2 separate regions of the Homo sapiens genome follow, and region 2 is linked to region 1. The links are chromatin contacts, found by Hi-C in ENCODE. All regions are on one chromosome and are shown on one strand. Each heading gives the region's core, a stretch centred on a gene start or an enhancer-like site at or near the end of the contact. The rest is flanking DNA. Distances are from core to core; before and after follow the strand shown. Region 1 holds the start of ARL9 (ARF like GTPase 9). Region 2 holds the start of HOPX (HOP homeobox).

Region 1 (3,705 bases), core at 389-2,888:
GTGGGAGGATGACTTGAGCCTGGGAGGTGGAGGTTGCAGTGAGCCGAGATCACGCCACTGTACTCAAGCCTGGGCGACAGAGCCAGACTCTGTCTCAAAAAAACAAAAACAAAAATATCAGTTCCCTTTCCAACCACGTTGCTGTCCCTACGCCCATCCTACCTAGAAATTCTGCATTCAGGCTTCCTCACATTTACCTTCTCCTAAGGAAAGCTGAATTTGTAAAACAGTTCAGACACAAAATGTGATTCTGAACACCGTTTTTGTCAAAAGTTATTCCTTTAGCCAAATATGAGTCTATGTAGTCTGTGTTTTACCAGAGATCAAATCTCTGTTAATCCGTGGTGGCTCACGCCTGTAATCCCAGCGCTTTGGGAGGCTGAGGCGGGCGGATTGCTGGAGCCCAGGAGTTTGAGATCAGCCTGAGCTACATGGCGAAACTCCAGCTCTGCACAAAAATACAAAAATTAGCTGGACATGGTGGCGTGTGCCTGTAGTGCCAGTCACTGAGGTTGGGAGATGGGGGCGGTGCCAGGCTGAGGTGGGAGGATCCCTCCAGCCTGAGAGGCAGAGTAAGACCCTGTCTCAAAAAAGAACACACACACACACACACACACACACACACACACACACACACACACAACTGTGTTAATCATTCATAATTGTTTAGAACCAGAGCGCAGCTCTAAGCCAAGGAGCCAGCTCAGGAACTCCAGGAGCACAGAGACCATTCAGCTGACCCAAATAATGCCAAGTTTCTAAGACCTGTCAGTTAAAACTTTTCCGCCATCCATTCATGGTACTGGTGGTCTGAAAACAACTGCAGCGTCCCCAAACACCTCCTGCGTTCAGGAACCCTGCCCCTTCTGACAAAGAACGCATTCAATGCAAAGAGGGCCTGCGTGTGGGGAGGGTTCGGGGCTGGTTTCTAAATGTGGTCAGGTGGTCTGTGCGCTAGTGTTGCGCGCTGGACAGATCTAAGGGCAGTAGAGGGGCCGTTCCCCATGTCCCCATGAAGACCGAGATCTCTTGTCCCTCAACAACAGACCCGACTGAGGTTAAGACACAGGGGTAGCGATAAGGGCTAGGGTGGGCAGGGGGCCCGGGAAAAGGGGATGGGTCGTTCAAAGTTTGGCGCATCTCTTTCATCCATAGGTAAATAGCCCTCAGTTGAGATCCATTCGCTCCCACGCGGTCGGGGGCCTCCGACGTAACAGAGACAGCGCTGGGGTCTGAACGGCCGACAAAAGCCTTGGGGCAAGGGGTCCTGGGCACTGGGTCTCTTACCAGCGGCTCGAGCGGGGTCCTTGTCAAGGTGCTGTCCTTGTTCTCCCCTTTCTCTTCTTGTCCCTTAAATTGTTCCTTCTCTTTGTTTGTCTCCTTCCCTTGCTTTGTCCTCTTTTCCTCTTTCTCTTTTCCCTTTCTCCTCTCCTGCTTCTCTTGCTTTTGTTTAATTTTCTGCTCCACCTCCTTTCTTTTCACTTTCTCTTCCCTACCCTTTTCTCCGATTTTCTCCTCCTGCGTCTCCTTTTCCTTCTCTTTCTTCTTCACTTTCCCCCTCTCCATCCCCAGCGCCGCGGTTTCCTTCCCTCCCGCCGCGTGCCCGCGTGCTGAGCGGTGGCTCTGGGCCCCAGGTGTGGCTCCCGAGGTGCACGCCCGACAGAGACGTAGGCCCCGCGGCGTAGACAACCCGCGGGCGCTGCCAACCCCGGCACCGCCGCCAACCGCCGCTTACCTCGCGGATGCAGGGCTTCTTGCAGCCGATTCGCTGAACCCGCAGGGGTTCGCAAAGAGGGAAGGGCGGAGGCGTACGGATGGATTGAGCCCAGCCAAGCGAAACCAAGAGGTCCCAACCAGGACGTGGGACAGTTCGGCGGGGTATATCATTGCTGCAGAAAAAGCGTCCCTAGCGCGATTACCTCGGGCCAGGCAGGGTGGCTAAGAGCCTTCCACGTGGGCCGCAGTCTAAGCAACCTTAGCGTCTGACGTCTCCGGCTTCAATCCCGAGACCGGCCAGCCTGTGTGAAGAACCCCTGGGGCGTCAGAATCCAGAGGTTCCGGGAGGATTCTCAGCCTTCCCTCAGCTCCCAACCATGAGCCTGTACTGCTCATGTCATGTATTTCTCCGCCCTCTCCCGAGTAAACTCCGCTAGGAGTGTCTCCAGACTACTACCCAGGATTATTAGTTGACTATTACCCAGGATTATTAAAGACAAATAGAAGAACGTGAATGGGTTCCATTGTTTTAAGTTCCTGTTTTGTTTTTGAGACGGAGTCTCTGTCACCCAGGCTGGAGTGCAGTGGTGCGATCTCAGCTCACAGCAACCTCCGCCTCCCGGATTCAAGCGATTCTCCTGCCTCAGACTCCCAAGTAGCTGGGATTACAGGCGTGGGCCACCACGCCCGGCTAATTTTTGTATTTTTAGTAGCGACGGGGTTTCACCATGTTGGCCAGACTGGTTTCAAACTCCTGACCTCAAGTGATCCTCCCCGCCTCTGCCTCCCAAAGTGCTGGGATTATAGGCATAAGCCGCCGTGCCCGGCCTGTATTTCACTTTAAAAAAAATTATTCGGAGATAGCCTGCCAGGATCACAGCTGCTAGTAATGCTCAGTATTAAAACCAAAACCAAATAGTCTAGTCACTTCTAATTATCTAATAAATGGTAAATAAGGCACACGAAGGGCTTTTCAAAGGTGGTATTGTTTCTCAAACTGGCTAAGAAATATCTGGAGGGTTCCTTTTATCTTGCTAAACTGAACTCTTTAGTATATTTCAGTTTAGCACAATTATATATTTTTTGAGACAGTCTCGCTCTGTCGGCCAGGCTGGAGTGCAGTGACACAATCTCGGCTCACTACAACTTCCACCTCCCGGGTTCAAGCAATTCTCCTGCCTCAGCCTCCCGAGTAGCTGGGATTACAGGCATGTGCCACCATGCCCAGCTAATTTTTGTATTTTTAGTAGAGACGGAGTTTCACCATGTTGGCCAGGCTGGTCTCGAACTCCTGACTTCAGGTAATCCGCCTGATTGGGCCTCCCAAAGTGCTGGGATTACAGGCATGAGCCACCGCACCCGTCCAGCACAATTATTTTTTGAGACGGAGTTTCACTCTTGTTGCCCAGGCTGGAGTGCAGTGGTCCGATCTCAGCTCACTGCAACCTCTACCTCCCAGGTTCAAGCGATTCTCTTGCCTCAGCCTCGCACGTAGCTGGGATTACAGGCATGAGCCACCATGCCTGGCTAATTTTGTATTTTTAGTAGAGATGGGGTTTCTCCACGTTGGTCAGGCTGGTCTCGAACTTCTGACCTGAGGTGATCTGCCCGCCTCGGCCTCCCAAAGTGCTGGGATTACAGGTGCGAGCCACCGTGCCCGGCCACAATTATTTTTCAATGTAATAAACTTATTTTCCTTCATTGTATCTGTTTCAAATAGACTTGTAAGGAACAATGAATAGCAGGTTCCAGAAGGCTTGAGTGATGCAATGATATTTAAGGTTGGCTGTTCCCAATAGCATTGGAATTGCTATGCTTAATGACTTTTTCAAAGGTTTACTTCTGTTTATACACACACCAAGATGAATTTTCAGTAAGTTTACACGGGGTTCTCTCAATCCCATTAGATTAGTTTTATGGGTTTGCTAAGAGGGACAGTACACACAATTTTGATACTCAGCTTAAAAGAAAATTCTTGGTTATACTAAC
Region 2 (3,705 bases), core at 725-3,224, 180 kb before region 1:
CACTCTTAGGCAACTTTCTAAGTATTGGTTCAAGCCAGTCCTGAGTGAAACCCTGACTCTGGAATCAGATAGAACTGGATTCAAATTCCACCCCCACCATTCACTGTGACCTTGGGAAAGTTATTTAGTCTTTCTGAGTATCAGTTTCCTCTTCTGTAAAATAACGATAATAAAAAAAACTAACTCAGCCGGGCATGGTGGCTCACGGCTGTAATCCCAGCACTTTGGGAGGCTGAGGCAGGAGGATCCCTTGAGCCCAGGAGTTTGAGACCAGCCTGGGCAACATGGTGTAATACTGTCTTTACAAAAAATTAGCCACTTCTGGTGGTGTGTGCCTGTGGTCCCAGCTACTTGGGAGGCTGAGGTGGGAGAATCACCTCAGCCCGGGAGGTCAAGGCTGCAGTGAGCCAAGATCGTGTCACTGCACTCCAGCCTGAGTGAAAAACAAAAAACAATACAACCTCATAGGGTTATTGTATTACATATTAAATAAGCAGACAAACTCTCTGTACAGTCCTTACATGGAGCCTGACACACAGTCAGTCTTACTAGATTATGGATCATCACCATTGTCATCATCATAATAATTTGTGCTGTCATAGTAATAATTTGTGCAACAACAATAATAATAATAATGCTGTGGGTATCAAATGATAAACAAGACATAGACCCTGCCCATTCAAAAAATCGTGGCAGCAAGAATCCAGATTTGGCCATAGAATGGTCAGAAGTTAGGCATTGAATTAGGCAGGAAACAAAAGAATTCCTCTGGTAACCAAGGTTGGGTTAACCTGGGCCCCCTGTCTCTACTCTTTCCCACACATGTTTTATAACCGTCACCCCCTTTTCCAAGAGGGAAAGAGGTATTCTGAATGAGCGCTGCTCTTCTTTCACATATGGCTACTGTTCCCAAGAGACTCAAGTGGGCTTTCTCTTTCTCTGCTGAAGTGAATAATATAGGGTGTGGCTCTCTGGATGGCACTTACCGGTTTGTGCTACAAACCAGCAAATACACACAGATAATCCCACAGATGATCTCACCAGACCTTGTCTCCCTTCCCTCATTCCCTCAAAATCATACCCACCTAATAATGTTTAGTGCACTGCAATTGAGTATTAGCTCCCGTATCTAGCTAATAAAATACGTAAACATCCAACAGCCGGGTCCTCACACCCACACACATACCCTCGCCTTTAGAAACATTTCCACGGATTGTCACACGAGCCCCTAAACTCTCTGTCACACTCTGCATGCATCTTCCCACAGACTTGCTCACACACTGGCTTTTTATTCGCAAGCCCATGGGGAATCTTTCACCTCTTAGACAGGAATTTCATTAACGAAGGGGAGGGGATGGTAAGAGGAAAGTACAGATGCAGGGGAAATAAATGAGAATCGTTTTTGAGGGAGACCTAAAACTGTATCATCCTAGCCCGAATCTCTCCCTTTTAACTGTTCTTTATGTGTACATTCTGTGCCCAAAAGAAAACAACCTTTCATTAATTGGGCAATTGTCCAGGCTCTTAGCTTGGCATCCAGCTCTCAGAGCTGTGAAATCAACCGCACCAGATCTACGCTTTGAAATGAGGCAACATCTAACTGGAAACTCGCTCAAAGTAAGGAAGTGGATGAGAAGACTCAGGGTCCCTTTTCTCTTCCCCGTCTTCTCTCAGCCACATCTCTCTTATCCTATCTTGGTGAAGAAGCTTGCTTGGCTAGGAGAGAGGTCAGGGACGAGAAGATAGTGACGAGAAAGTTCCATGAGACTCTCAGAAGTCCCAGCCTGAACATCAAACCTGAATAACCAGGAGAGACGTAACCTCGGCATACTTTCAGTGGTTTACCTCCTGCCCACGCTGCAGGTTTTTCAGGTCCTTGCTCGAGTGTGTGCTCATAGGCGTAAATAAACGTGCTATCAGCAGCCTGCGTCAGCCAGCCCAGCTATTTAAGCAGGCTGGCATCAGCAAACACAGCTTCCAAACCCAGGGCTTGCGCTTGCCTTTGCCTCTTCCACGTAAGTACCTTTCAAAGGTCTGCCTTTTATGCAGAGGAATGAGTTTGTGCAGGAACTAGACCAAAATGCTATCGTTACCGTATTTGCTCATCTGTTGGAAAACGGTAGAGGTGAAAGGGAGAATAGGAATGACAAGCTTACCCCCAAGCAGAAGCTAGGAAATGCTGCTGGGTGTAAGACATCAGTCCCTTACAAACAAAACTGCATGGGGTCGAGGGGAATTTGGAGGAAGGGGAGTTGGTGTTGGTCTTTTGGCCAAGCAGGTGAGATGTTTTTCTTACTCGCTTCTATTTTGGAAAGATAACTTTGAAACCAGCATTTGTCAGATGCCTATGATTTTCTCATTTAGAAGCAGATTATTGTTATTCTACATCCCAGACTTTTATCTAAAATCAGACATAATATCGTTTTAAAATATGTTTTGTGTTTGACAAGGGGAAGTGAGGGAGCTGTCTCTGGATGGAGAAGTGGCTTGATTTTGAATTTGCAGTTTATTGTTACTTCTGGTTCTCATAATACTTATTTATAACAACAAAAACAGTGATTTTTTTTTTTTGAGATGAAAAGGAATCCCAGGCTCTGGGGTTTAGAGAAAGTATAGGTTTGTGATATGTGAGTGGCATCCAAGTATTCAGGGTAAACTGTTAAGTAAAGTGGAATAAGAATCATTGAATAAAAAGGTACAATCTATCACATAGTTCAGATAAGAAGCTCTTAAAGAGAAAAGGAATGCAAACAGTTCCCATGAAGTGGCACTGCTACTGGACAGGGCCCTGTAGTGTGTTTAGTTAAGTAAGGTTAAGTATAACCAGGGCAGGCAGAGAACAAAACGAAGGTGCTGGGGAGGTGGGAAGGGAGGAGAAGGGAGGAGCAGATAGTAAAGGATTTATAATTAAACAACAGATTCATGAAAAGCAGATAGGAATAGAGCAGGGCATTAATTCCATAGTCTATCCCTTTGTATCAAGAATCTGGTGAAAGCCAAGGACCTTTCTCAGGTATTCATTCCTCGCTTCCTGAGCCTCCCCTTCCACCCCACACCCCAACCCACACCTTGACTCTCACTTTCTGGACTCCTAGAAGTCCACGGACCTAAATGAAGCTCATATGCTTATTATTATTTTTTTTTAACTGGGCTGAAGCTGCCGACTGAGGAACCTCTCCAGAAGTGGTGGCGAGTTAAAAACCTTCAACGTGGCAGGCACTTCTTAGCCACCAAACTGAAGCTTGGTTTTAAGTTCATGAAGGTCTTATGTCAATCAAGCAAATAATGATTAAGGGCTATATCTGAGAAAAGATAAGTTGAAGGCCAAGAGGAAGAGAAAAGAAAAAATGGATCTTGTTCTCAAAGAGCTTGAAATCTAAAGTCCAGGGAGATAATTAGATGTTATGTCCATGCACAAAATAGGATGTGTTGAGTGATTACATTTGTATAAAATGATAGAAAATGCAAACTAATCTATAGCAAAAAGAAAGTGGCTGGGTGCGGTGGCCCACGCCTGTAATCCCAGCACTTTGGGAGGCCGAGGTGAGCGGATCACTTGAGGTCAGGAGTTTGAGACCAGCCTGGCCAATATAGTGAAACCCCGTCTCTACTAAAAATACAAAAATTAGGCGGGCTTGGTGGTGGGCACCTGTAATCCCAGCTACTCGGGAGGCTGAGACAGGATAATTGCTTGAACCCGGGAGG

Evidence for each region. Hi-C counts contacts between places; a loop is a spot of excess contacts on that map. Pooled maps may share reads with other maps.
Region 2: a loop to region 1 is called in a pooled map, with 3 times the contacts of the local background. The contact joins the promoter of HOPX here to the promoter of ARL9 in region 1. A Hi-C loop is called at or near these places in 1 of 50 pooled maps.

The regions. Positions count from the first base shown.
Region 1 is chr4:56,503,724-56,507,428 of GRCh38, reverse strand. It overlaps ARL9 (ARF like GTPase 9), which reads right to left and starts at 1,638. Exons shown (of 4, transcript NM_001363794.2): 1 at 1,288-1,638. The coding sequence starts at 1,566.
Region 2 is chr4:56,679,565-56,683,269 of GRCh38, reverse strand. HOPX (HOP homeobox) reads left to right here and starts at 1,974. Exons shown (of 4, transcript NM_032495.6): 1 at 1,974-2,015. LOC105377666 (a long non-coding RNA gene) reads right to left here and starts at 37. Exons shown (of 3, transcript XR_941078.3): 1 at 1-37. RefSeq lists a silencer at 1,927-1,976.